Linked DNA regions of Mus musculus: all the other regions are linked to region 2. A link is a loop called in an ENCODE intact Hi-C map of the cell type or tissue named here. Cell type or tissue: heart. All regions are shown on one strand. Region 1 overlaps Ulk4 (unc-51-like kinase 4). Region 2 holds the start of Gm34323 (a long non-coding RNA gene). Region 3 has its middle 60 kb from the start of Gm39459. Region 4 has its middle 13 kb from the start of Gm39459. Region 5 has its middle 15 kb from the start of Gm39457. Region 6 holds the start of Gm19385 (predicted gene, 19385). Region 7 has its middle 64 kb from the start of Gm39458.

Region 1 (4,000 bases), 510 kb after region 2:
CAGTCTTTAAAAAGGAGGGACTCCACCATAGCAGACCCAGAAGACATTGCGGTCAGCACAAGAAGTCTGACGGAAAGAAAATGCCACAATGTGATGGTTCACTTCCACTGTCAACCTGGCTGGATTTGGAATCACCTAGGACCACACACTTCCACAGTGGGTTCAAAGCGAGGCTCTGGGGTGTGACAGTGCACACTCACTTCCCTTTGCAAACATCTTGCTTCTTGTCAGAGCCCTGAGAAGCTGGTGGTCTTTACAGCAATGGTAAACACACACGAGGGGAAGACACTTTGCTTTCAACGGGTGACTTTTTATGAGGTCCTTTCATCCACTAGTAGCTGCTATTACATACAACCCACGCAGTTGCATAGCGTACGACTCTGCTTCCTCCCGCACCAGACTCAGCATCCATCCCCCTCTCCATCCATACTGTCTAGGATGCAATCTCCCACATCATTCCCACAGCTTCTATCACAGAAGCTAGAGCTGGGATGAAACACTCCCATCTATCTACAGAGAGCCCAGGGAGATTGTTTCTACAGATCTGTTTGTGTCCAGAGCCGTGATGCGGCTTGAAACCCCAAGACAGAAGGCTGGGGCATCAGGGAGATGCAGGACAATGCTCCAACAACCCTCAACTCCAGGCAACTTTCTTCTGAAGAACTTGGAAACTATTCTGTGGTTGAGTCACACACCAACCCTTGGGGAGGGGCGATAGGAAGGAGGCAAGCTCGGTGAGACTCAAAGGTCACCCGCTAGTTTAAAATCAGCCTTGCCATTTGCCTCACGGAGAGAGGCAAGGAACTCCTGGGAATAAAGGGCAAGATTAGGGCCCCTTTCGAGGCTGTCTGCGTGCTGGCAGAGGCTGGAGTGCCTGCCGTGGCACCTGCTGTGTCAGGAATGGTGAAGCTGAGCAGCTCCTCTGCTGATGGAGGCGGACAGCTGGCAGGTGCTGAGCGAGCTCTGACACAGCTGGGCGAGCGCTAAGGAGACCTGGGCCCAGGCTTTCCTCTCATCTGGAGCAAGGTGCATGGTGCAAGCAACCTAAGAGTATGGATGGAAGCCAGAGTGGACATCATCCCCATTTCTGATTACAGTAGAGAAGGGAGTAAATGCTACTGTTAAATCCGACTGACAGGCACCACAGGGGCTCGAGGGAAGCTCTCTACCTGGCAGAGCAGCAGGCCGGAATCAGCAGGTACTGATGCCAAGCCACTGCTGGGCTCATCCTTAGAATGCTAGCCCTGGCTCCACAGTAGTGGCAGTGCTGAGCAGGCCCTTCTGGCAGGCTAACTGTGTTGCTTGGCTGCTAGCCTGGCATATCCATGTCATTTGGAGTTCCAGCAACATGCTTCCATGGTCCTGGCTCCTGATGGGGTGTGCCTCGAGGCAGCATGGTGGACCACTGCCAAGTCTGCTTAGGCAGAGAACCCTGGCAATGGAGCCCAAGGGAAGCTGCCAGCGTCCCTGGAGATGGATGCCATCTCATTTATGTATCTTCTTGGAGTGTTGACAGATCGACCTGTCCTGCAATGTGCTGAGCAAAAGACCAGCCTGAAGCAGGAAAGATGAACCAGAAAAAATGCAAGCGTGCACACATGATTGTCTCTTGATTGGTGTATCACATGTGCCAAAACTGCTTCTTTCCTACTGTACTGTTGCCCACCGCCGCCATGAGGGCACTGTCTGCCTGTGAATTCTGGTGAGCTGCGGATGCTCAGTGTGAACTCTGCCTCAGGGAGACAGGCTCAGGCTCGTTCAGGGAGACAGACACATGCATGCAGTACCTGGACAGTCCAGAAGATGGCGCCAGATCCCCTGGGACTGGGATTTACAAAAGCTTGGCAGCTGCCCAGGGTAGGTCCTGGGATCTGCGCACAAGTCCTTGGGGGTGGGGGGGGCGTTCATGCTGTAGCTGCTCAGCCATCTCTTCACCGACCATCACCCCGAGTCACCTGCCCTGCTCGCTACAGTCTGTGAGACAAGCAGAGTGTGGCAGATTCTCTTGAGACTCCACACGAGAACCCCAAACCTGCACCCAGATGTAGAAACACTTTGGTTTTATTGTTCGTGGATCAAGGCCTACACCATCAAGGACCATGGTGGCAGATTCAAGGCAACACTGCCAGCCATCTTTTCCAGGTTGCTTTTCAGCTGGGATTGTCACCAACCTGAAAAAGTAAACAGCCACCTGTGACTGACCTAGACTAGAAAATGCCAAAGGAAGCAACACTTTATTCCAGCTCCTGCCTGCCTGCCTCACTCTGGGCTCAGGCCCCAATCAAGTTCCTTGGGGGGGTGGGGGTAGGGTCCTATCTGAAGGATGGCCAGGCCACACCCTGCAGGGTCATGGGACGAAGTACCGAGGATTTGGCCAGGTGAGGCCAGTGAGAGCTGGAACAAGCAGGCAGTGGAAACTGCAGACGCAGAAAAGAAAGGGACTCTAGGGAACAGCACCAGGCATGGCTCCACAGACCGAGCACCGGGGTGTTTGCAGCAGAAAGACATTCAACCTTACCACATGAAACTGTGGGTAAAAATGAATGAACGCCTAGGGCTTGGAAGACGCTCAGTGGGTATGATCACTTCCCGTGAAAGCAAGAGGACCTAGATCAACCCCCCAGCACCTTCTTAAAAGCTGGGACTAGCATGCATGGGCAGACATGGGGAGCGAGGCAGCCAGCCTAGCTGGAAGCAAGCCTCAGGTCAATGGAGACCCCGTGGAGATCCAGCAAGGTGGAAAGCAGTGAGCCTTACTCAATGCCAACACTCACACAAACACACATACACACAGACATAAGAATGATCACATGTGTGCATGCACACACATGTACAATCAATGCCTAAGGTATCAATTACTTTAGGACTCGATGGAGTTCAAGACCAACAAGAAACACACCACCCACCACCAAAGTGTGAAATGGAAAGGTCTGCTGTGACTGTTGATGACCGGATGCGGTCTTGTGGTCAAGTCTCACTCAGCTGTGGTTATGATTAAGATGGGGACTCAAGGTGGACCTGCTGGAGTCCGTGGAGCCTCTGCACCTTGGGACTCTCTGAGCGATAAGACTTGGTTCTGATCTGGACTTACGAGCCACACTTCTCTCCTTTGAAGACCACACGCACGCACGCACGCACGCACGCACGCACGGCTTTCGGGAGATGAGGTGAGAGTGAGCAGGCATGTAGCTCAGATGACAGGCACGGCCATCAAAGCACAGAAATGAAAGGAGGGACAGCATTAGTGGTTTCTGTCCTAATGGCACCCCAGCCTCCTGTGTGCCCCAGAAACATCTCGGAGACGCGTTGTGACAGGATGCCTAAATGAGGTCTCGGGAAAGATAATGGAGCTTTAATGATGGAAATAGTAAGGAAATTAAACCCCATCATGTTCCATTAAGCACATTCTCAGCTCCAGTTTTCACTAAATTATTTTATTATGATTTTGCCTCTGTCTCGTGAAATAACCTTTCATGGTGATTTGATTTGCAAGCACAAATAAGGTCCATTTATATTCCAATATGAGCCCCCTGTGAGATTAATAAGAGATGGACCATCTAAGATCTCGCCATTCTGCAATTTGGCGGGGGGGGGAGTCTCATTTTATATTTGTGTCTGTGAGATGAGCATTATGTTGTAGTTACAGGCTTGCAGTCACGCCAAACCTGCTGGAAAGACCGGAATCAGCCAGGCAGCACCTTCCACCCTCCCTGTGTTGCTGTCCTGTGTTATCCATCACCTCACCTCAGCCCTTAGCCTCAGTCCAGCTGCTGTCTCATGGATGTCAATCATGTTTAGTGCTTTGTGTGACTGACAGACGGCTAAGCTGTCCATACCCAGCAGGATGCTGCAGCGGAGCCATCTAGATGCACACCCCCAAGGACAGCGAGGTGCACGGCTAGCAGCCAGCGAGATGCACGGCTAGCAGCCACGCACTGTGTCGGGGCAAATCTAAAACGGTCTGTAGTTTACTCTTTGCTCCACAGCCAGCACAGGCTCC
Region 2 (4,000 bases):
TTTTTAGGTAAAATTGGCAATCATTATCCAAAAGACAAGTTGTTAAATTTTTCTTGTATGCATGCTTTTGTAGTCCCTGTAAATGTATGCATGTATCCCATAAAGAATGTATCTACTGTATTTATAAACAGCCCTTCTGTGGGAGAGAAGTATACGTGATTGGGTCACATGTTTATTCTCATGATTTTCGAGTTTCCCTCTACTTCAGCACAGATAATTGAACTACGTGCTATAGTCAGTGTTTTCAAAGTGTTGAAAACTCAAGCTTTTAATTTGTATACTGATTATGTGTATATATATATATATATATATATATATATATATATATATATATATGGGCTTACAATTGCTTGAAATTGTTCCTTTTTTTAGATACTGCTAATTCTCAAAGTTTGCAATTGTTTATGCATATACAACTCAAGTTAAGAGAAAGTACTGTTCCTTTAAAGGACTGCCTTTGGACATTTAAGAACTCATCCTGGACTGCCTGGACAAGACCCCTGAAGGCAGTGCCACAGCAGATTTGTACCCCAGGCAGATTATAAGCCTTACACAAGAACAATTGGCCATATAATCTCGTTCTTTCCTCATCAAACTAGTAATGGCTTGAGATGATAATTTGGTATTTTTGTTGAATGTGCACGTCAAATTGTAAAGACGTTCTCAGTCTCCTCAATTCCTACATGTACCACATAATGGTGTTAATTCCCAAGGACTTATACTTAATCAATTACTGCAAATAGATACTCATATTTCTGACTTTAGAAAAATAAAATATGCACATGTGACTATTGACACCTTTTCAGGCTTTCTAGATGCAACTGTTTTAACAGGAGAAGCAACTAAAACTGTAATTAGCCATTGCCTGCATTATTTTTCTATGCTTGGTGTTCCAAATCATACTAAAACAGATAATGGAACTGGCTGTTCAGTCAAGCATTTGACATGTTTTGTCAACAGTTTAATGTTACCCATATTACTGGGCTTCCTTACGATTCTCAAGGACGAGGTATTGTGGAACTTTTTCAAGTGTTCGTTTTATCCGAAAAGGCTGTGGAAGGGCCGGCAAAGTGGATGCCATGACCAACACCTGCCACTAGGTGGTGCTCAGATGCCGGCCCAGGCTGGTAATAGGAGAGTTTTTCCTAGAGATAGGGAAAACCTGTGGAGTCGCTGGCCTTGCCTCCTCCCTGGACTGGCCACAGGTCATTATGACCAACTAACACTGGGCTAAAATAGCCTCTGTCTCTAGCCCCGAGGAAGGCGTGTTACTGAAGGAAACGTCTGAGACAATCCCAAAGCAAACAGACACACAGGTGGGGTCTCGAGCAGTCCCTGACCACTAGGGATTATTTGTACATGAGAAGTCGTTTGCGGAACAGTGGCCAAATATTTGCTGAATGCTTTCCAGAGCACTGAGGACAGGAAGGTGGCCAGAGGTGTAGTGACGAGAGGTCAGTGGGCACTGGAGGAATGCAGGGGTGGGGCATGGGGGAAGGGAGAAACAGTGTGTGGAGAAGGACTTGACTGACAGGTCAGACAGCCATAGAGGAACCTGGGGCAAAGGCCTTGTGATGGGAGGGAGCAGATCGACTCCCAGCTCACCGGACTAGGAGTCGTGATGAGAGATGAGGCTGGTGCCCTTTAAGGGTTCTCAGCAAAGGAAGAAATACTCAGGAGGCACGACAAGCCTTAGACCAATCTCATACAGTGTCTCTGGAAGCAGGACCGGAGAGCGCAGAGCGGGGCCTGGCTGCCGCGGGCCCCACATTGACTTCACGGTGCTTCACTTGGAACGGCCTTGCCAGGCCCAGCCCTAGAGGTTACTGGGCCCCAGTGACTGATAGTGACCTGTAGTGCACCCAGGACTGTGCACGGTGTATACAGTCAGTCTCTGGATGTAAAAATGAACAGCCAGGGCGGTGCGTGCTTGCATACAAATGCAGAGGAGTAGGACGCTGGAATCAGAGGTGGCTCCGATGTTCTTAGCTCTGCAAGTCTTTTTGAACTCTGGCTTGGCAGTTTAAGATGTTTTAGGGATGAAGCCTGTCTCCAGAAGTACAGTGTGCGGGGGAGGGGTTAGTATCCTCAGTGTAGTTGCATGCACATGGCTGGGGCATCGGGCCAGATTCCTCTTGGGTGCATTGGCTTTAGCTTGGACACAGGAGCCTTGAGATGGAGATCCTTGGACACAGGCCCATGGAAGAGACACTGAAGTGTGGAGGAGGGCTGGATAAGCCAGCTTCCTGATAACGACCCTCAGTTCACAGACTTATGCAATTTCTCTCCTGTAAAAGCGGTTGAGGTCTCCACCTTGCAGCGTTAGTGATCGTAAGAGGCTGTGCGTGTGCAGACGCCCAGCCCAGAACTCTGCAGCCATCCTTCCAGGCTCCGACTGCATCTGCTGACCCAGGGCGAGCCGCCCGGTTCCCTCGGTTGCTCTGTGGCTCACGGCCTGCAGGGGGCAGCAGTGGGATGCAGTCTCAGCCGGGCCTCTCTCCCAGCCTGGCTGCTCGGCTTTCCCTACAGTCTGGAATTGCAAAGTTCCCTTTTGTGCCACAATGCATACTGCTTGGGTCGATTTGTTTTTAAATGGATGATGTTTGAGGTTCCTTTATGAAGGCTCTTCACATCTGGCATTCAAAGAAAATAATCAGTTAGACTATCAGCCGATAGCAGCTCGGATGAAATTTGGGCCTACTTTCCAGTCAAACAGCGCCTCCCGGCTCCACAGGCTCCTGCCCGCTCCCTCCATCTCTTCTTGTGACCTTTTATCTCTGCGGGAGCCCAGACTAGAAAGAGGGTTCTGGGAATGTGGTGTGTTTCTCATTAAGTTTCTGCCGCATAAAAGTCATGTGACTCAAAGCTCCCCCCCCCACTTCTTCACCCCACGAATCTACAATAACTCCCCATGTTTAGATTTGATTTGACTCGAGATGACTGTAAACACATAATCTCGTTGATCTGAAATTAGAAAAATCTAAAATCCAAAACCAGTTTTCAGTCGCTGGCGGTTTTTTTGGGGGGTGGGGGTGAAACAGAGGAAGACCACCCCTCCCTGCCCCCACGAAAAGAAATCAGTCCGCCAAAGCCCGAGCGGCCCCTTGTCCCGTTCCCTCCCCCTTTCTTCCCACATCTTTAAATATCTTTCTTTGAAAGGTGAAGCTATGACTGTAAGATTGTATTGCGGGGTGGCCCCAGGCTTCTGAGGGATAGAACCCGGGGGCTGGGAGGGAAGCCTTAAGGAGGGTCCACCACCTTTAACAGCTGCTCCTAGTCACTGCTTCTGTGGGAAGTGACACATTCTGACTCTAGTGGCCTGTGGCTACGAAGGTGTGTGTGTGTGTGTGTGTGTGTGTGTGTGTGTGTGTGTGTGTGTGTGTATGGTGGGGGGCGGGGGGATCATAAGTCTCAGCAACTGTTAGCGATCTCCTTTCCAGAGGTCAGGCTGGAAGCTCTGTCCTGCCCGTGAACGAATAACCACTACTTGGGGCGGCTGGTGGCCCAAAATAGACACGGAACTTCCTACCTAAGGCAAAGGCCTGTGTGGACACGAAGAGCCCCACCTGTACAGGTGAGCTTCCTAGCTGGTGCTGATGGGTGGGAGGGGCCCCGCTCACAGATGCCCTAGAGCTCAGCACAGACTGCTCCTCTCTAAGCCTCTCACCTCGATCCTGAGCAGCTGAGCACCCCCAGCCCCCGTCCCCGTCCCCGTCCCCGCCCCCATTCCTGCTTTGCCTTTAGATTGAGCTGGTCCTCAGGTGGCTGTCTCAACCCTGCCTTTTGCCTTTCCCCTGTCTTTTGTCTTTCCTCAACATCCTGGGGTAGCTCTTCACTCTTTTTCCCAGTATTTATTGTAGCCCTTGGGTTCCTGCTCTGCTCCCCTCCATTTGGGCTTCAGTTCTGGATGGTGGGGCGGAGTGTGGTCTCCAACTGCAGTTCCCAGGAGACACTGAGCAAGTCCTTCCTATCCTGTGTGCTGGTTCTTGCCTTTGTGATT
Region 3 (4,000 bases), 170 kb after region 2:
GTCCCACGTTTGACACAGAGCACTTTTGTCTGTGAACAACTTTCGAGCTGTCACATGGAGTCTGGCCCCAGGACCTCCTCTCCCGCGTCTTGCTACCACTCAGGAGCTCATCACAGAAGCTCCTGCATTTTAAGAGCAATGAATGAGGAGGCTGGGGAGACGCTCAGCAGTTAAGACCACTCGCTGCTCTTGCAGAGGACCTGAGTTTGGTTGTCAGCACCCACATGACAGCTCACAATGGCTTTTAACTCTAGTGCCAGGGCTCCCGTTCCTCTTTTCTGGTCCCTGAGATGCTGTATTCACGTGGTATTCACTCCTGCACACACACATAAACTAAAAACCCTTTAAAAATTAATTTTTAACTTTTAATTAAAATTACTCTTTTCAAAGATTAAAAGTCTTTTTAAAAGGTGTGATGGATTTTAAAAAAGAGGCAATACTTAAATTTTAATTGTTACTTCTCTGATAAACTTGAATTAAAAAACTTCCCCAAACTGGTGGGCTCTTTGCTGATCTGTGAACTTTTCTTGCGTCTCTTTTGGGGACTCTATCAGTCTACTATCTAAGGTCTTACTATATCATGTTCCCCCTACCCTTGGTGTCTTGGTGTTTTATAAAATCCAGGAACACAAACCCACGGGACCCCTGCCAGAAATGAAGGCCCTTCCTGGATTTCTTTTTTAAAAGATTTATTTATTTATTTATTTATTTAATGTTTGAGAAAACACTGTAGCTGTCTTCAGATGCACCAGAAGATGGCATCATATCCCATTACAGATGGCTGTGAGTCACCATGTGGTTGCTGGGATTTGAACTCAGGACCTCTGGAAGAGCAGCCAGTGCTCTTACCTGCTGCACCATCTCTCCAGCCCCCTTCCTGGATTTCTTTTAGCAGAGAATTACTAGCACATCCTCTTCCACCAAACTCTCTCATCTCACCTCGACTTTTGCTGGCTTCATGACCCTGCCTCACCCTAGATGATGTCACAGCAGCTGCCTGTGGTTGATTTTTCTGTTTTCATTGCCCAAAGAATAAGAACAGTGATGTGTGGAGAGCAGGATTTGCTACAGGTTTGAGGTAACCAGTGAGGATTATTATTATCAGTATTTATGTGTGTGTGTGTGTGTGTGTGTGTGTGTGTGTGTGTGTGTGTCTGTGTATGTGTGCAAGTTCATGTGTATGCAGGTGCATGCGTACATGTGTGTGCAGGTGCATGCGTACATGTGTGTACATGTGGAAGTTAGAGTCTTTATCATCCTCTGCTTATTTATTTAATCATGATCCAGGTCTCTCTCTGTACTCATTACTCACTGAGTTAGCCTTAGTCATCATTCTCCTGTCTCCACCCCAACCCCTGTCGCACATCTACCCTAGCTCTGGGGTAACAGGCAAACACTTGGCTTTTCATGTGGGTTCTGGGGATTCAGGCTAAGGTCCTCTGCTTGTGTAGCAAACACTGTACCTACTGAGCCATCTGCCCAGCACAGGGTCAAAAGCATTGCAACTGCCTTGGGCACACTCCACCAGCCGACCTTCCAGCTCCTGATTGCAGGGCTTATGAGGGAAAAACCCTTCTCCCTGAGAATAAACTCCATGCTCTCAAATACACAGCCAGTTGGCTCCACTTATTAATTACATTTGCCCAATACTTCAAAATAATAATTTCTTAAAAAGATTTAGTGTGTGTGTGTGTGTGTGTGTGTGTGTGTGTGTGTTGTAGTACCCACAGAAGCCAGAAGAGGGAGTTGGAGCCTCTGGAACTGAAGTTAGAGGTAGTTGTTAGCTACTGAACCTGGGTCTCCTGTAAGCACCGTAAGTGCTCTTAACTGCTGAGCCATCTCTCCAGTCCCAAAATTTAAAAAAGAAATTAGGAGTGTCCTTAATTATCTATGTGGGAATTAATCACATGTTGCCAAATACACAAGTTTCTTTCCATACGTGGAATTTTTTTCCCCCCACTACAAATGTAAGAATTTTGAAAGTTACCATGGGATGAAAAGGGTCTCTTCCCAAATATTTTTTTTGTTTGTTGGTTTTTCTAAATCATTCCTGCACTTAGCATGTTATCTTGAGAATAAAGACTAATTTTTAAAAATTTATTTATGTTTGGTTTTTAAAGTATAAAATCCCATTTTTTTTTCTTATTGCAATATGCTTTTCTGAATGTAAAAAGTTCTCACAGCACTTTTAGAGTCTCATACAGCCCATCCATCATTCCAGTCTTTTCTTGGCTATTGACCCTCTTAGCACTATGATCTTGGAAAACAAAACATCCCTTATAATTAGGAGAGCACACAGCACCCTCCCCTGAGTTGAGCTGGAATCTCACCCCACTAGCTAAGCCAGCCCACCCTCACCCTCGCTGGTTCCTCCCCACTCCCTTCTAGCTGCCCCCTTTGGCTGCCCCCACCCACCCCTGCTGGCTGACCCTGTCCCATTGCCCTCCAGCCTTCCCAGTTTTCTCTGTTTCTAAGTCCTTTGCACAGCTTAACTTTGATGACAGCTGTTTCCTGTCAGAAGATTTCCAAAGCCCTTAAAAACAAACAAACAAAAAGTCACCTTTTCTCTGGTTTAGGTATAAATGGCAACTCCAAAATCCTAGCGATGGTGCTCTGAGGAGGCTGAGAGGGGACCTACAGATACTCTTCATTTCACGACAAGGTTAAGGGCCGTGTTCTGTCGGGCTTCCCCTGAATCAGAGAAGAAGGGCTTGGTCAGGTGACCTCTGGGGCGGGGGGGGGGGGGTGTCTCAGAACTCGGGGAAGGGAGAAGGATCCACTGAATGTAGCATCAAGGTGCCTGCTATGGGCAAGGGCCCAACCTCTGGTCCTTACCTTCTAGAATATTCCAACCAGAGAATGGAGGCAGGGTATCTGCCTACTAGATAAAGGGGTCTGTGGTGTTCCTTGTCTCTGCACTATAGACTGTTGACCGACTTGAAGTCTGAGTGAGCTCCTAGCTTCAGATAGGGAAGTAAACTGGGGTCAAGGAGGGGGGCCTTTGTGTTTGAGAATGAGGCTAATGTGCAAACCAGAGATGTAACAAAGCCAGAGGTAAATGACTATGTCACAGGTGCCCAAAGCCACTGGCAAGTAGGGATTCTGAGTCCCCCATCCCTCGCTGTGCCTAGGGTAGTGCTCCCCGGTGGATCATCTGCTCATTGCAGCCTAAGCCAGAGGACAGAGCCTTTCAGAAATGGACCACTTTCCATCTTCCTTCTGGCCTGTTAGGTTGCCCATGCCCTCCCTCTGCAGACACCTATGTTGAGGGATACTTTGTAACCTCAAATGACCCCAAACAAGTCTCTTCTCCCAGTGCACATTACAGCTGCAGAGATGGCTCAGAGAGTAAGAACGTTTGCTGCACAAGTGGGAGAACCTGAGTTCCAATCCCTAGAACCCACATAAAAAGCCACGCCTGGCTACACACAGGCCCATAATGCCAGCCTGGACTGTGGGTAGCAGAGGCCGGAGGATCACTGGGTCTGCTGACAGAGAAGGAGGGCCTACCTCCCCCACCCCCCAGAGAGAGAGACAGAGAGATACAGAACCACATTCACACAAACACACAAAGAGACAGATACAGACAGACAGACAGACAGACACGTGTACACACACAGGGAACATTGCAGATGACTACAAATCATCACCTCACCTCACTGGAATCTTTTTTTCTGTGGGTCTCACCTGGCTCACAGGCCAGCAAGACACCCCCTCAGCCAGGTTCAGTACTACCCTGGGTTACCAGTGCCCCTAAACTTGCCCTGCTTGTTTGTGTGTTTGCTGTGCCTTTCTGTGCAGAGGAACTTGCACAGGACAGAACTATATGTTTAGTTTATTCACGGGGTCGAAGGTCCTGTCTGGAAGCAGCAAATATTTGTAGAAACAAAGGAGGGAGGGAAAGGGGAAGTGGGGAGAGGAGGTGGTTGCCAGGAGATAAAGCAACTGGCTTGTGTCACAGTTGCCAAAGATAAGTCACCTGACACACATGGGAATTCCC
Region 4 (4,000 bases), 240 kb after region 2:
AGTCTAGCTGAGAATCCTACCTCGGCTGCTATGTGGTCTCCTCTCGTGAACCTCATGCCCACAGAAATCAGTCACTTCTCCTGTCCCTACCCAGAGCCAGCATGATACTGTTACCAATAACCAGCTGTAGAAAACAAAACTGCTGAAAGCTTCAGATGGTGCGGAATTTTAACGTAGGAGTTTGGTGCTTCTCTCAGCCCACCCAGTGTTAGCATGCCACAGACACATGATGATGTCAGCAGCATCTATTGTGGGGATGAAGAGGCAGCTCCGCGGTTAACAGCAGCGGCTGCTCCTCCGTGAAACCCAGCTTTCATTCCCAGTACACTCACTGTAGCTTGCAACCACCTGCAACGCTAGTTCCAGGGCTTCTGGATCCATAGGCGCCAGGCGTGCATGCATACACACATGCACATACATACATGCAGGCAACACACTCAAAGTAAAGATATTTTTAAAAAACGTTTACTGTGTGTTGGCATACTGTGTGTATGCATTAAACATCTATTGTATGTTGGGAGTTGAGTTTCTTTTTTGGTAAGACATTATTATTTCTTTTTTATTGAGATAGAAAAACTGAAGACAAAATAAATAATCTTACCATGATCTTTGCTGGGAGCTTGCCACTTTTCACACTCAGGTGTGCCTTCTTGGACAAATCAGAGTCTGGAATGAATCCCAGAGCATCATGGGAGCCTGAGAACATCCCCAGAATATCCCAGATAGCCCAAGGGTAAAGTAAAAGAAGAAGGGGATGAAAGGAAGAGAGAAAAGGAGAAATGAGCCCGGGAGAATGGAGGGGGAGGGGAAGAGGAAAGAGAAGGTGCTTGGCCATAGTGTGGACTGTGGCCAAAGCATGTTTACAAACACTCTACGTTCTAGCCCATAGCACTGAGGGAGACAACCCCACTGGATGCTCATGGAGAGACACATCTGAGGCATGGAGCAGCTGGCCTTAGCCAGTGCCTCAGTGAGGGAAGAACACATGGAGGCCGCCTCATAAGTGAGGGCAGGACAATGGCCAGAGGAAACACATGGGAAGATTCCAGAAAGGGGATCACTTAACTTCAGATCCACATTCTTTTGTTTTTGTTTTTTTGTTTTTTGTTTTTCGAGACAGGGTTTCTCTGTATAGTCTTGGCTGTCCTGGAACTCACTTTGTAGACCAGGCTGGCCTCGAACTCAGAAATCCGCCTGTCTCTGCCTCCCAAGTGCTGGGATTAAAGGCGTGCGCCACCACCGCCCGGCTCAGATCCACATTCTTGAGCCCCGACTTCAATATTTAGTCAGAGGAGAAGATGAGTTGTGAGTGTAAACGTGAGGCTTCCCTCTTTTAACTCATTTCTTAAGTGTCACCATGCTGTTAGCCAGGATTCTTCAGAAGAGAAGAACCAACAGGATAAAGAATGATTGCATTAGGCAGGCTGGGTAGTCCAATGGTGGTTGCCCACACACAGGATGAGAGTCAGGAGCTGCCTGGTCCACAAGGCTACATATCTCAACCATTCTGGTCTGCTGCCAAGGGCCAGAGGACTCAGAGAGAGCCACCAGTCTTCAATCTTTTGGCAAGCCAGAGAAGCTGGAGTCTTCAGAGCAGGCGCGCTTACCAGTAGAAGGTGAAGGTGAATAGGCAAAGCAGACCTGCTTTTCCCTCTGCTTCCTTATAACTGAGCTACCAGAGAGTACTGTCCACAAAGAGGTATGGTCTTCTCATTCATTCCTTCCTGGCAATATTCTCACAGACCCACTGAGAAGCGTGTCTGTAGCTGGGTCCAGATCCCACCATGTCGACAACCTAAATTAGCTAGCACACCTCTGTATAGAAAATTGCACGTCATAGATACTGTGTGAGTCTTCTGCAAATTGAACACAGGTTCTCACTGGCACCCACAGTGCCTCTGAATCTCCCTTCATGCTCATTCATGCTCTTGTCTCTACCATAGGATAACTATGATATTAGCTTCTCTAGTCATGATTGCCTTGGCTGGCCTTTGGGTTTGTTTAGTCTTTGTGAATTCACCCATGTACCGTGTGTGTGTGTGTGTGTGTGTGTCTGTGTGTCTGTGTGTCTGTGTGTCTGTGTGTCTTTGTGTGTGTCTGTGTGTCTGTGTCTGTCTGTGTGTCTGTGTGTCTGTGTCTGTGTCTGTTTCCTTTTGCCAGCATCAGGTGAGGCTCACTGGCATAGCTGCAGGTACTTGACAGTAGTCCAGTCCTTCTACTGATTGCATCTCGTGGTCTAAATGCCCCACAGTTCCTCATCCTATCAGCGCTGGGCTCTTGGAAGACATCCAGTTCTTGCTGCTATGAATAGGGATGCAATGAAAAATCTAGAACTATCTCTTGGTGAACATATGTTGGTATTTCTGTTGGAATGATATAGAGGCCCAGACAGAAATAGAGGAGGAGACAGAGACAGGGAGCACGTGGGGTCTCCAGAGGCACATGCTTATCATCAGTAAATGCTAGCGCCCCAAGTGCAACTGTGCCAGGCCAACAGCGTCTAAGACTATAGATGGCAAGCAGGCATAGTGGCTCATGCCTGCAACCCAGCATCCAGGAGGATGAGGCAGAAGGATCCTGATTTACAGGGACAGCCTGGCACACATATCGAGTTCTAGGCCAACCAGAGATCCAATGTGAGACTCTGTCTTAGAGAAATAAACGAATAAACACCAACTTCTTTCCTCCTCAGTATATGGTTTGCTTGCTTGTTTGTATGTTTGTGTATGTGTGTCTCTGTGTGTGCTTGTGTGTGTTTGCCTGTGTGTGAAGGTGTGTATGTCTGTGTCTCTATGTATGTGTCTGTCTCTGTATGTGTGTCTGTGTATGTGTGTCTCTGTGTGTGAATGTGTGTGTCTGTGTGTGTGTGAAAGTGTGTGTGTGTCTGTGTATGTGTGTGAAGGTGTGTGTGTGTATGTAAAGATGTGTGTGAAGGTCTGTCTGTGTGTGTGTGTGTCTGTGTCTCTGTGTGTAAAGGGGTGCACGTGTATATAAAGATGTGTGTGAAGGTCTCTGTGTGTGTGTCTGTGTGTGTATCTGTGTGTGAAGGTATGTGTGTGTGTATATATGAAGGTGTGTGTATGTATGTTTGAAGGTGTGTGTGTGTCTGAAGGTCTGTTTGTTTCTCTCTGTGTGTATCTGTGTGTGTCTATGTGTGTGTGAAGGTATGTCTGTCTCTGTCTCTGTTTCTCTCTGTTTCTCTCTCTGTGTGTATGTGTCTGTGTCTGTGTGTATCTATGTGTGTGAAGGTGTGTGGAAGTCGAAAGACAGTTTGTGGGAGTCAGTTCTCTCTCCTACCATGGACTGCCAGGGACTGAACTCAGGTCGCTGAGTTTGGCAGAAAGCATCTTACTAGCTGAGCAATGTTGAGGACCCAACATGGTATTCTCTGGGATTTTGTTTGTTTGCATGTCCATGCCGTTTTTTAGACCTACCAACGCTATCCCTCTATCCCCAGACCATTCACAAGTTTTTACTTTGTAGGGTGGTTTTGGGAGCTGTGGTTTTCCTGGTCATGTTGCCTTTTAGGGGCACCACAGTTCTTAGCAAGACTGGTCTGGCCCACTGTGACCCATTAGCTCATTCCTTTTTATCTAGCTCTAGAGAAACAGTCTCTCCATGAAACCAGCTTGTGAGCTTCAGGCACGCTCTAATCTCTCCTCCACTGATTGGGAGAGGCTGTTTATCACCTGAATGAACATGAATCAGCCCTGTCTGTTTTATGCTGAAGCATCTAAAATCTTCAGTTCCTCCATAATGACCAGAGGTAAAGTCCTTGTTCAGCTGCTGCAGGGATGTAGGGATGCCACCCACCCACCAGCCGTGTGATCCCTGGCCACCCCCTTCTCTTCAAGTCACATTTAGATCGAAGCCAGTTGGGATAGGAGAGAACCTACTCCAATCCCTTTGCCTTAGACCCACAGACACATGTCCACAGAGTCCAGCTCCTGGACATCACACCTCACATACATGGTGATGTCACCAAAGGTGTTAGAGTCCA
Region 5 (4,000 bases), 55 kb after region 2:
TGGTGGCGCACCCCTTTAATCCCAGCACTTGGGAGGCAGAGGCAGGTGGATTTCTGAGTTCGAGGCCAGCCTGGTCTACAGAGTGAGTCCCAAGACAGCCAGGGCTACACAGAGAAACCCTGTCTGGAACACCTCCCCTCCCCCCCAGCCCCCTCCCCCCAAAAAAAGAGAAAGTTCAGGGCTGGTGGCAGTGTATGCCAGGTAGGAACTGAGGGATGTTAGGAGAACCTGGAGGTCAGGTCTGCTTTGATATGTAAAATATGCACCTCAGACCCTCATCCTGGGGTTGGAAACTAAACACTTGTATGTGTGAAAACACCTTTGTTCTGTAGCTTGTGTGACTGGCTTGTGGTGGAGCCCCAGGTGGGGAGTTAGTCTCTTCAGATGTTTGCAGCACACTGGGCTGTTTCTCCAAGACCTGTCAGTATGGCTGTTTCCAATGGAATCCCTGAAAGCCTTGGAATCTTCCACTCTTTTTTGGGGGGGGCGGGAGGGGTGTTCCAGACAGGGTTTCTCTGTATAGCCCTGGCTGTCCTGGAACTCACTCTGTAGACCAGGCTGGCCTCGAACTCAGAGATCCGCCTGCCTCTGCCTCCCAAGTGCTCGGATTAAAGGCGTGCGCCACCACTGCTCTGCTCACCTTCCATTCTTACCTGACCCACATTATGGAATCTTTCTTCATCAGTATGCTAGGTTCTTGGTGGCATAAGTTTTATTTCTTTTGAAAGTTTTCTTACTTGTTCATTGTTTTTTCGAGAGTCTCTCGGGGTAGCCCTGGAATTTGCTATGTGGCGTAGACTGACTTTGAACTCCCAGAGATCTGTCTGCCCGTGTCCTCCCTTTGCTTCAGCGGGGACCTTTGAACACCTCCTCATTGGTTTTATTCAGTTGCCTCATTAACTTTGGGGAGTATGTCCTGGGGACAACATTGGCTCCTATTTTACATTTATTCCCATTTTACTGTCTGATACATTGATGGAGCTTATTATTGGTTGAACGTGATGAAACAGTGAAGCCAGTATAGCTCTCTCCTTCCCTCTTTAAACGAAATTAGGCTTTCTGAATGTGGGGATTAAAAGGCTTCATCCAGGAAGGATGGCACACAGGGTTTTGGGTTCATAGACTCTTCAGCGACGTGTGGATCTGAGGACTTACCACTGCAGTTATAGAATACTGAGTTCCAAGGCAAGGCACACTATTTATTTAGCTTTTTAAATTACGCCAAGGGAGCGACTTGGTCGGGGAGCTGGCACAGTCAGTCAACAGTGCTTGAGGACCTGAGCTAGAACCCAGAACCCAAGTGAAAGAGCCAGCTATGGTGGTGCATGGTTGTACCCAGTGCTGGGGAGATAGAGGCAAGTGGGTCTCTGGGGCTCCCTGGCCAGGCAGCACAGTCCAGTTGGAAAGCTCTATGCTAGTGGGAGACGCTGACTCAAAGAACAAGATAGAAGGCACCTAAAGACTGACAGTCGAGGCTGTCCTTGCTTCCACACAAGTGTGCGTGCGCACCTGCACACGCGAGAACATACACAGAAATGGATGTGTGCACACAGACGTGCATTGGGAGACTCTGAATGGTCCCCATTCTCTGGAGTACGTGACAAGTTCCCTTTTTGCCTGTGGAGTCCTTTCTTGGACCACGGTCTCTGCTTTTGAGTTTTCACTCTTCCCAAGATGAGATCTTTGCTCAGCTGAGCAAAGTCACCTGGAACACCAGCCCCTGCCTTCTCTTTCCAAGGTCGTTCATAGGGCATCCCAGCCTTCTGATGTACTAAACAGCTGTAATTGGAGAAAATTTAATAAACAGCCATTAAGTTGCTAATAGAAGCGTCAGGACTCATCTATTTCATAAGTTCTAATAATTAATAAAGATTAGCTGCAAATACAAAGCTACCCAGTGTCTCGGTCTGACCCAGAAATGGCCCTGCAGCCTCTTTCTCTTACCCTGGTGGCCGTTAACCAGGCAGGAGATCGTGGGGCCCTCTGCTCACTGCCACTGGAGGGCAGCAGTGGGAACACAAGGCAGGGAGAGAGGATAACTGGGGGAGGGTCTCAGCTGAGTTTCCTCTCTCTCCTAAGGTCTTGCTACTGGGAGGTTAGGGAAGCTAAGAGGACTTCCCCCCCCCCCCCCCCCCGGGTTCCAGCGATGGTGGTGAGTCTTTCTAAATCATTGTATGGGGCTGGGGAGATGGCTCAGTGGCTAAGAGCTCTGCTGTTCTTTCAATTGCCATATGGGAGTCCACACCCATCTGTAACTCTAGTTTCAGGAAATCTGACCTCCTCTCCTGCTGTCTACTGACACCAGGCTCAGAAGGGGGCACAGACATTCATGTAGGCAAAAGACCCATAGGCATAAAACAAAAACTATAAATCTTCACGTGTGCATAGGATGTGTATGTGTATATTGTGTGTGTGTGCTGGCATACGTGTAACGCAGTAAGCCCACAGAGGTCAGAGGAGAACCTTGGGTGTCACTCTGTGCCTTCTACCTCATCTAAGGTAGGGCCTCTTTCTTGTTCACTGCTGTGAACACCAGGCTACCCAGTCCCAATGCTTCCAGGAACCCTGGCATCTCTGCCTTCCCTCGAGCCATAGATTAGAGGCACTGGCTTTATCTGGGTCCTGGGGATCCAAATTCAATTCTCCCATCTGCACAGCAAGTGCTTTTACCCACTGAGCTGTCTCCATGGCCTGGCTGATTTCTTTTAAGCCTGGTGCCTTTCCCTCTGGAGAGAGGCTGTGGAGGCCAGGGTGTGGAGGCCAGGCAGGTGTTCTTGGCTCTGCTGTCTGGGGTTTGTTGAGAGAGGGAGTGGTGTGGGAGAGCTCACTTTACTCTGAGGTCCTGGCAGCCTGTGGAAGCCTTCCCCAAGAAGGACCAGTTAAAACAACAAATGGATCAGCCATGCCTTATGTGGCTATTTTAAGGCAAAAGGGAAATAACTTGGATGGAAAAAGAGGTGAGTGGAAATTCAAACCCCTCCATGTCTCCCTCCAATTCATTCCTCCATCTCTATGCCTGTCTTTGTGTGTCTGTCTCTCTGTCTCTATACCTGTCTTTGTCTTTCTGTCTCTGTCTGTCCTCTCTCCTTGTCTCTCTGCCTGTCTTTGTCTGTCTCTATCTCTTTTCCTATCTTTGTCTTTCTTTCTCTCTCTGTCTGTCCTTTCTCTCTCTTTTCTCTCTTTCTCTGCCTGTCTTTGTCTATCTTTGTCTGTCTGTCCTCTGTCTCTTTCAGTCTCCCTCTGTCTCTGTGTCTGTGTCTGTCTGTGTCTCTCTATGTCTCTGTCTCTCTATATCTCTCTGTCTGTCTCTCTCTGTGTCTCTGTCTCTCTGTCTGTTTCTCTCTGTCTCTCTCTGTCTATCTGTTTCTCTCTGTCTCTGTCTCTCTCTTTCTCTGTCTCTCTGTCTGTTTCTCTCTGTCTCTCCCCTCACCACCATCAGGTGCCCTGGAGCTGGCCTCTACTGTGGTGTTCGCCAGATGACCTGCTCCATCTATCTTGCTTTGGGCAGGGCCCCTTGAGAACAGAGTGGGGTTTGTGTCTGCTGCATGTTGAACTTGGCAGGTATGAGAATTACTCATTCCAAGGCAAACTACCATCTTTTAGAAGAGAGGGCTGGGCCTAACATCCGTGCTGGGAATGGGCCATGTGCACAGCCATCCAGGACTGCTCCAAGTGAATAGCCTCCTTCTTCACAGTTCCAACCAGGCCTCCCACTGGGGAGGAGCAGGCATCAGGTCTGGAGGGAACCAGGAGATTTGGGTGCAAGGGTTTGTGGGAACAGGAAGCTCTGCAAGCAGGGGTTCAAGCATCCCTGCCATTGCCAACTGCTGATGTGGACAAATGTTGGCCAGGCCAATGTCACGAGGTGCATGTTCAAGTGTGTGAACTCCATTCAGTGGGAGAGAATGGACTCTTGTTTGCCAAGAACTGTCTCTCCTCCAAGAAAGATGCTGAAGGGCAGGGGGACATTTTCAGAAACTTTTCTCCAGCTTCCCTCTCT
Region 6 (4,000 bases), 260 kb after region 2:
TAAAGGAGCAGGCCCAGCTGCCACCTCCTCTATGTCTTCTCTTGCCACTACATTAACAGCTGGTCACACAGAATTGCATAGAGGGCACTGAGCTGTTCTGACACACCGGCTGCAACCCAGCTGCCAGGCTGCTGTTCTCATACACTGCCCAATAACTGCAGGATACTGGCGTGGTGTCTGTGATTTGCACAAGTGCACACACAGCAGCCTCCCTTGCACAGGCTGCTGTGGGCTCAGCATCCCTTTAGCTCTCTTGTCAGTGCCTCAGTTTGCACAGATGAGACACCCAGCTTGCCCTGTGAAGCAAGCACTGGTCCTTCTCATGGTAATGATGCCACTTATTGGATAACTCATCTTCTAAAGGTGGGACAGAGATACACAGAATGTTATTACAAAGAAAGGAAGAGAGAGAAAGAGAGAGAGAGAGAGAGAGAGAGAGAGAGAGAGAAGGAACTTGGCCACATGGAAGAAAGTCACAACTCTCACAGGCAGGGAATGTCACATTCCTTCTCTACAGCCACCTTGAGTGCCAAGGGACCTCCCTAGAGACTGACAGCATCTCTGGACCCTGAGAGGGGGGTTACTGTTAGTTCAGTTCCCTAGGTCACATAGAGATGGAAGATGGTAGCACAGGAGAGTGGGCTGATCTTTTCTCACAGCTCACAAGACTGAAGCACACTTTCCATTTCCCAAAGGCCGTAATTATTTCCTGGAGAAGAAATTCAAATGACCCAGATACTTAATTCAGTGAGATTGGCTCAAAAAGTATTTACCAAAAGGCAGTTTTGTCGAAAATAACATCACAACAGAGTAAGAAGGGCTGCCTTCCAGTGCCTGAAAAAAAGCCTCAAGTGAGGGGTCCAAGGCCGAGGTCTAATCCAATTAGGGAGGGCAGGGTTTGGGTGTTAGAGAGAAGAAGCGAAGGAGGGGGAGACAGGGAGAGAGGTAAGGAAAGGGAAGAAGAGGAAACCTGAGAGAGGCTCTCAGTAGAAAAAGATGTAACCGACATCAGGCTCTTCACCCCTTCCAAGGAACGCCAACAAATCCACTCTCAACCCACGAACCCATCTCCAAGACAGCTGGGCCTGTGGTCTATGGAGTCACAGTTGGTCATATTTGTAGAATATATGAAGAACTTCAAAAATCAGACACAAATAACCACGTGATCCAGTCAGCAGGTAGCCAGGTGAGATGAGCAGACACCTCTTGGGAGATGAAGTTCCAGTAGTCATGGAACTTTGGAAAAGCAGCTGGTGAGATAGCTCGGTCGGGAAAGTGCTCACAGTGCCAGGGTGAGGGGCCTGAGCTCAGATCCCCTGAACCCACAGGAACCAGGGGCAGTGGTGTGTGTGTCTGTAACCCTGAGTTCTGACTGCAAGACGGGAGGTTCCTCGAAGCCCACAGGCCAAACAGCCTGGACCACAAAGCTTCAAACTATATGACTTCCTGTCTCAAACAAGGAAGAGGAAAATTGACATTGAGGTTGTCCTATGACCTCCCCTCTTACACTGTGGTGTGTATGCATCTGTATTCACACCCATCAATATACACTTGTGCGTGCACACACACACACACACACACACACACACACACACACACACACACTCCCCAGTTCCTACAGACTCCCAGAGCACACCCAGTTACCGAGGCACCGTGGCAGTGTTCTGTGTGCTGACTTGTTCTACCCTGAAAACCCAAGCATTAAGAGCATAGTCAGGGGCCATAGGGCTTACCTTTCTCCATTTCCTGCATGTCCACTAGTCTTCCCATTCCTAACATACATTCCTTGTTTCACACAGGACGCCTGTGTGCCCCGCAGACCTGGGCACAGAGCTGGCACACAGTAGAGCCTCCATAAATATTTGCAGATGGTCTGCTGGGAAGGAGGCCTGCTTCAGCTGGTCGCATCACATGCCTGCTGCCATCTCTTGACTGTGGCTGTCTGTCAGACTTCTGTGACACAGACAGAAGCTGATTTCTACCAACTGTAGATAAAAGAACCTTTTCCTGAGTCCTTCAAGGGGAGAAAACGCCAAACTGGGGGGGGGGGGGGAGAGAAATGGCTGCCGAACCCACAGTGAAAGCTTTGTGTGAAGTCACTCTGCTTGCTGTTTCTGGTGATGCAGGGAAGGGCCAGGTAAAGGGGGGCTTTCCTGGCTGACTCAGGCATTGCTACTGGGATGTCTGTGACAGGGCCACCAGGAAAAGGGATGGCTGGGAGGCAGGAAGCCACCAAAGAGCCCTATACACTACAGAAATGCAGTGCCTTGGCCCGTCTGGCCACCCAGGAGCTCCAGCAGAGAAACAACATCCTTTTGTGGTCTGGCCTGGCTGACTGCCAGGGCTCAACAAGGGCCTTGTGATATGCACTTTTGAAATGTGTTGGCAGGATGGCATGTCTAACTCGTGCTTAATGGCCAGCAGCATTTATGTCTCCTTCTCACGCCCACAGAGGCAGACTGGCTATATGTGATGGGCTGCAGCAGCCTGACTGGAGTGACTGTCGCTCTCAGATTCTCTTTACCCTAATCCTGGCCTCTGTCAGGTTTCAGTGGGTCCTTGGAGGACAGAGACAGAAGGAGAATATACCTAGTGTCAGTCTCCATTTACGTATTGTGTAAAATGAGGCTCAGAGAAGTTAAGCCATGTGGCTCAGAATGACACACATAGGATGTGGGAAAATAGGGACCTGACCCCAGCGTCTCTTCTTCAACAATTAGACTCTCCCAAACCCTTTCATAAGACCTCAGGGTCAGGCTGGTGAGATGGCTCAGTAGGTAAAGATGCTTGATACAAACCCGGTGACTTGAGTTTGATCTCTGATCCCCACATGGTATAAGAGAGACCTGACTCCTGAAAGTGTCCTCAGCCCTCCAGATGTGTCTCAAAGCACATGCTCAACCACACACACACATTAATTAATTAATTAACTAATTAATTAATTATTTTTTTTAAAGATCCCAGCTCTCAGCCATCCATCTGCATTTCTGCCATCTATACCCCATCTTGTAAGTGACCATGGCCACTTAGAGTTTGGAAGAGCCCAAGTAGAACAGGCTCACCCTGTTCCTCATGGTTTGCTTTGAGGGTTTTCAATTTGATTGGGGGAATTTAATTCACACAATGTGTCCCCGGTCCCATGATTTTCTGATTTTCCTGTTGCTTATGAGTGACAGCTGCTCTGTTCCTCAAGTTCCCTGGGTGGTCCCTATGAATCCCAAAGCAGAATGGCCACACACCCCACTGGTAGAGACATGTAGAAACTGAAAGAAAGCTGTCCTGTTGGGCTAGCCCCTGCCCCTGCATATAGCATTTGAAGGAAGTAGTCGTTTATTTGAAAGTTAATTTGAGAAAGTTCTAGAATAGTCATTGGGAAATGAGACAGAAAAAGACAATATGTTAAGGTGCTAACAATCAGTTTGCTTCAGTAGAAAACTGGAGCCCAGTCCCATCAGGCCTGTCTGGGACAGCACACAGAGCATGCCTGAGAGAAGGACCACCCACAGGACAAGAACACTGGGGCCTCTGTCCACCTGCTCCACGATACCCCAAACACTCAAACACACATGGGATAGAAGTTCTCAGACCAGTGGTTCTCAACCTCCCTAGTACTGAGACCCTCTACCACAGTCCCTCATGCTGTTGTGACACCCAACCATAAGATTATTTTTGTTGCTATTTCATAACTGTAATTTTGCTATGATTATGAATCATAATGTAAATGCCTGATACTTGACTCCCAAAGGGGTTGAGACCCACAGGTTGAAAACTGCTGTCTTAGACAGACACGTGGACATCAACTGTATCATCAGACATCAAAGCATCACAGGTGGGGTACCACAAGTGTACCCCCAGCCCCCACGGTGCTCTCATGCTGTATTCTGGGAAAAGAAGACAAAGATCTTCCCTCTTACCACTTCCTCCTCTGTGGTTTCGATTGGGAAGATACAAAATGGGGACCCTGGGTAGCCTTACCCATAGCAGTCCCACCTCCTCAGCC
Region 7 (4,000 bases), 140 kb after region 2:
ATTTAAATCTGCACATGGATGACCTCAGGGAGCTAAAAATAACCATGATATGAATGGAGTAGCATTGAGCCGGGCTGTGGTGGTGGCTGTGGTGGCCCTGACCTTTAATCCCAGCACTGTGGAGGCAGAAGCAGGCAGATCTCTGAGTTTGAGGCCAGCTTGGTCTACAGAGGGAGTTACAGAACAGCCAGGGCTACACAGAGAAACCTTGTCTAGAAAAACAAACAAATAAACAACAAATAAAAATAATGGGGTAGTGCTATTGTGGCTTTATGTGGTATACACACACACACACACACACACACACATACACACGTACATATCTACAACTATATAAGTGTATAAAGTTGGCCTTCATAGGCATATAGACTCAGGAATATTCAGTGTCCAATTCCTGCTGTTGTGACTTGGATAGGTGTGGTAGGGTGGTGGGCCACAAACCCACTACACAGGAGCCTCGATCTACTCAAGACTGAACTACATAATCTATTCAGAGAGTGACCTCTCTGCTCTTAGCTCAACCAGCCAGCTGGAGCTGTACAGATAAGAGGCAGTAAGATTTCTCAAAGAGGGGAGGAGTTTATAGACAGGAGGCCAGCAGTGTGTGTGTCCCTGGGGAAAGCTGGGAATGATTTCTGAGCCACATGACTAGGGAGAGAAAAGATTGGTTAGGAGCAGCCTGGCTAGGTCAGACTGCAGATGCTGGGGCAGACTGGAGGATCTGTCACATCCACAGCAGGTAGCTCCTTTTCACCTCCAAGGAAACCAAGTTCCTGCCCACAACCTCTGCAGGGCTGAATACAGGTATTTGTATAAGGTTTTCAAAGATGTTGTTTATAACAGCAGCAACAACAAAAAGCCCAACAATATTGTGCACTGATGTTTAATGAGCCCTGAGTTTCCAGCATTTCTCACATCTACAAAATCACATTCGGGCCCTGGGATCCCATATCCAATAGCTGCTGTGATGTCCAGGGAGACAGAATCTACAAACTTTTAAGTATCAGTCACCACTAGCTTCAGGGTTTAGCACCCCTGCTCAGCCATGAGAATGTAGCCAATCTAGGATGGGACGAGGTCCTTTACTCTATGGAAGGTCCCAAAACAGAAACCCACCCTGGCTTCTCTTGAGAATTTACAATGTATGTTTAAAGAGAACGTTCTGGAAACAGTGTTTCAGTGACTCTTAACCAGTGGCTGTAAGTCAGAGAACTGTGGAAGGCAGCCCAGGGGACCTGCTGGGAGGGGACAGGGTCTTTCTCCATCCTGCTGGGAGGGGACAGGGTCTGTCTTTCTTGATCTGGACCTCATGTTTGCTCCTGGGTGGTTCTCTGCATGGGCTGCTTTTCTCTCTCTGTTCTTTCATTTATTTGCTTCTGGTCAGGGTCTCATGCACCCCAGGCTGCCCTTGAGCTTCCTACATAGCCAAGGATAGTCTTGAACTCCTGATCCATCTGCCTCTACCTCCCATGTGCTAGGACTACAGACATGAGCCACTACACAGTTTATGCATTGTTGAGATTCGAACCCAGGGCTCCAAATATGCTAGATCTCTTTATATTACAGGTGGGATTCATTTGTTGACCATGCTAACCCCATGTCCCTGAGAGGGACTACTATTACAGGGTACAGCCTTGTGTGAAGGTGAAGGTAATTTCAGCGCCAGCCGTGAGTCAGGCATAGGTCTACATTCCAGAGAGCAGAGTCAGAGCCCGTGCTGGAGAAGAGAACTCCTGGGCCTTGGCCTGAGTTCCTACTTCTCTGCTCAGCTCATGATCCCTCCTCACATCCCACAGTCACAAGGCCAGGCTTCTAGAAAAGCCCCCCTCCCCCATGTTTTATCTGGCAGAACACTGGGACAATAACTGGACTAGCTTCAACTGACCAGGAAACCAAAGCCCTACAGAAAGACGCCTCATGAGTCCTGCCAAACTTCGTGTTCCCTGCCAGTCCCGGGCTGGCTGGACAAACAGCCTTGCCAGGGTTTGCATTTGTGAGGAGGGCGAATGTGCTGTGTGGAACCACAGAATGGAAGTTATGTACTTTCGGGGAAACAGTACAAGCAAACTCAGGCTCGGTTTCCATTATGCGGCTTCTGAAAGGGCTTCACCTCCTGCGTGGAAGGGAGTGGGCTCTGGGGCAACAAAGGCGTTGCCTCTGTGGCTTTTCTGAAGCAGTATGTGTGTGCTTGTCAAAACATACCTTTCCTGCGAACTTTGAAGACAGGGTCTGTCTGCCTGCCAGAAAGGGGAAGAGAGAAAATTCCACTCTGCAGCCCCTTTGGCCTGTGCACAGGGCAGGATCCTCTCTCACAAAGGCATTCCTTCACAGTTGCAAAGCCAGCTTCCCCAGAGATTTCCCACCACCGCAGTCTGACTGGGTCTGGAGGGTGGAGAGCTGGCACAGGGATGTTTTCTCCATCATGAAACAGAAAGGTAAATAAAGCTCTGCTCCGTGGAGGGCCAGGGCCCCCAGGGCTTAGGGAATTGTGAAGCAAGTGTCCGTTAAAAACTCCTCCTTTCTGTGGCTGCAATCATCCCCTTCAACTGCTGTAGCCCCTCTGATAGGAGTAGGGAAACCTCCGAATTGGGAGATAACCTGGGCCTGTAGCTGGAGCAGAGCTTTCAAACCCCACATGGCATCGAATCAGCAGATTGTCTGTCCAGACCTCCCTATCTTAGAAGTTTGATCTGCAGTCAGCCTCTCTCTGGAGTCACAAGAGGACCTCCAATCAAAGCAAAGTTCCAGTCAGGTGGGACCCTATCTACAGTACACAGCACAGGCATTCCCTCCTACTACTCAGTGGCCCCATTTCCTTGCTGGCTCCAGATTCTCAGCTCATAATTAGGGCTGAGGGTGAGGGAGATAGCAGTTAAGTATCTCCTGTGCAAGCCTAAAGACTTGAGGTCAGCCTCCAAAAATCAGGCACAGAAGCGAACATCTGTAATCCCCGTGCTGAAGGGGCAGGGCTGACACAGGAGCAGTCCAGGACCCTCCTGGACAGCCAGTCTTGCTGAAATTGGTGAACTTTCAGTTCAAAGAGAGACCTTGTCTCCAAAAGTAAAGATGGATGTCATTTGAGAAAGACATCTGGGATGCTGGCCTCTGGCATTCATGCATACATATGCATACATACATGCATACATATGCATACATACATGCAAACAAGCACACACATGTATACACATACACAGGAAATAATAAAAAAAAGAAAAACAAACTGCTTTGATTAATGTCTAATTCATTGTACATTCACATAGCCTTCATTAAAGGGCTTGAAAAATGACACCCTGAAATAGCTAAATGTAACCCCTTGCTTTATGTTTGTTTAGCTAGGAAATTTTTCCCTTATAGCCATCACAAAGTTGAACTACTTCACTCAGCCCCAGCGGCCTGACACAACTCATGGTGAATTCAAAGGAGGTCACTATTTTCTGAGGTCAACTTTATTTTTTTCCTAAGTAGAAGTTTAGTGCCACAGCCTTCCAGTATGGCGTCTGTTTGACTCACTGTGTTTGCCCGCATACCAGGCGGACCTCAGGAAGCTACAGAAACAATGTAGCAAGGATAAGGGTGAGACCACTTAAGGAAATAGTATCTGGTCAGAAACCTGAATTGTTTTCTGCTGGCAGAGGCTGGGCAACATGTAAAAGCTGGTTTCCTGTTGCACATAACTTTTAAAGATTGATTTATTTGTGTGTATACCTGAATGAGATTATGCATACCATCTGCCTGCGGTGTCCTCAGAGTTAAGGTTATGAGCAACTGTGAGCCACCTGATGTCAATGCTGAGAACCAAACCCAACTCCTCTGGAAGAGAAATAGGTCCTCTAACCCTGGGCCGTCTCTCCAGTCCTCTATATAGATTTTACTATTATAAAATTTATTGAACTGGTTTTTTCTTCCTTCCTTCCTTCCTTCCTTCCTTCCTTCCTTCCTTCCTTCCCTTTGTTGGCATTTTGCCTGCATGTATATCTGTGTATAGAGCTTGAATCCTGGA

What was found. Hi-C counts contacts between places; a loop is a spot of excess contacts. Peaks named below come from ENCODE experiments on the same cell type or tissue, not always from the same donor. Only the 100,000 strongest peaks of a DNase experiment are listed, where the experiment ranks them.
Region 1: a loop joins it to region 2, with 3.0 times the contacts of the local background. A loop is called at or near these places in 8 of 42 quality-filtered maps.
Region 3: a loop joins it to region 2, with 8 times the contacts of the local background. A loop is called at or near these places in 11 of 42 quality-filtered maps.
Region 4: a loop joins it to region 2, with 3 times the contacts of the local background. A loop is called at or near these places in 2 of 42 quality-filtered maps.
Region 5: a loop joins it to region 2, with 4 times the contacts of the local background. A loop is called at or near these places in 10 of 42 quality-filtered maps.
Region 6: it touches region 2 in a loop (2.9-fold over the local background); 2 of 42 quality-filtered maps call a loop at or near these places.
Region 7: a loop joins it to region 2, with 4 times the contacts of the local background. A loop is called at or near these places in 9 of 42 quality-filtered maps.

What each region holds. Positions count from the first base shown.
Region 1 is chr9:121,106,503-121,110,502 of GRCm38, forward strand. All of the region lies in intron 31 of Ulk4 (unc-51-like kinase 4), which reads right to left. Among named protein-coding and RNA genes, the nearest start is that of Gm34945, 130 kb to the left of the region's middle. In heart, a CTCF peak has its summit at 1,796 (motif pointing right); a DNase peak (open chromatin) is centred at 1,339; H3K27me3 peaks cover 1,401 bases.
Region 2 is chr9:120,600,536-120,604,535 of GRCm38, forward strand. It overlaps Gm34323 (a long non-coding RNA gene), which reads left to right and starts at 1,335. Exons shown (of 3, transcript XR_003948277.1): 1 at 1,335-1,454; 2 at 3,441-3,574. RefSeq lists an enhancer at 1,374-3,998. In heart, CTCF peaks have their summits at 1,101 (motif pointing right) and 2,461 (motif pointing right); DNase peaks (open chromatin) are centred at 1,366, 1,476, 2,196 and 2,456; H3K4me3 peaks cover 2,209 bases; H3K27ac peaks cover 2,190 bases.
Region 3 is chr9:120,772,712-120,776,711 of GRCm38, forward strand. No RefSeq gene overlaps it. Among named protein-coding and RNA genes, the nearest start is that of Gm39459, 60 kb to the right of the region's middle. In heart, CTCF peaks have their summits at 746 (motif pointing right), 1,745 (motif pointing right), 2,316 and 3,136; a DNase peak (open chromatin) is centred at 3,990; H3K27ac peaks cover 1,077 bases.
Region 4 is chr9:120,845,509-120,849,508 of GRCm38, forward strand. No RefSeq gene overlaps it. Among named protein-coding and RNA genes, the nearest start is that of Gm39459, 13 kb to the left of the region's middle. In heart, no CTCF peak of the experiment used is centred here; no DNase peak of the experiment used is centred here; H3K27ac peaks cover 353 bases.
Region 5 is chr9:120,655,189-120,659,188 of GRCm38, forward strand. No RefSeq gene overlaps it. Among named protein-coding and RNA genes, the nearest start is that of Gm39457, 15 kb to the right of the region's middle. In heart, a CTCF peak has its summit at 1,969 (motif pointing right); DNase peaks (open chromatin) are centred at 1,993 and 3,673.
Region 6 is chr9:120,864,580-120,868,579 of GRCm38, forward strand. It overlaps Gm19385 (predicted gene, 19385), which reads right to left and starts at 1,966. Exons shown (of 2, transcript NR_166626.1): 1 at 1,734-1,966. In heart, no CTCF peak of the experiment used is centred here; a DNase peak (open chromatin) is centred at 2,332; H3K27ac peaks cover 1,736 bases.
Region 7 is chr9:120,737,565-120,741,564 of GRCm38, forward strand. No RefSeq gene overlaps it. Among named protein-coding and RNA genes, the nearest start is that of Gm39458, 64 kb to the left of the region's middle. In heart, no CTCF peak of the experiment used is centred here; DNase peaks (open chromatin) are centred at 627, 1,837 and 2,327; H3K27ac peaks cover 3,126 bases.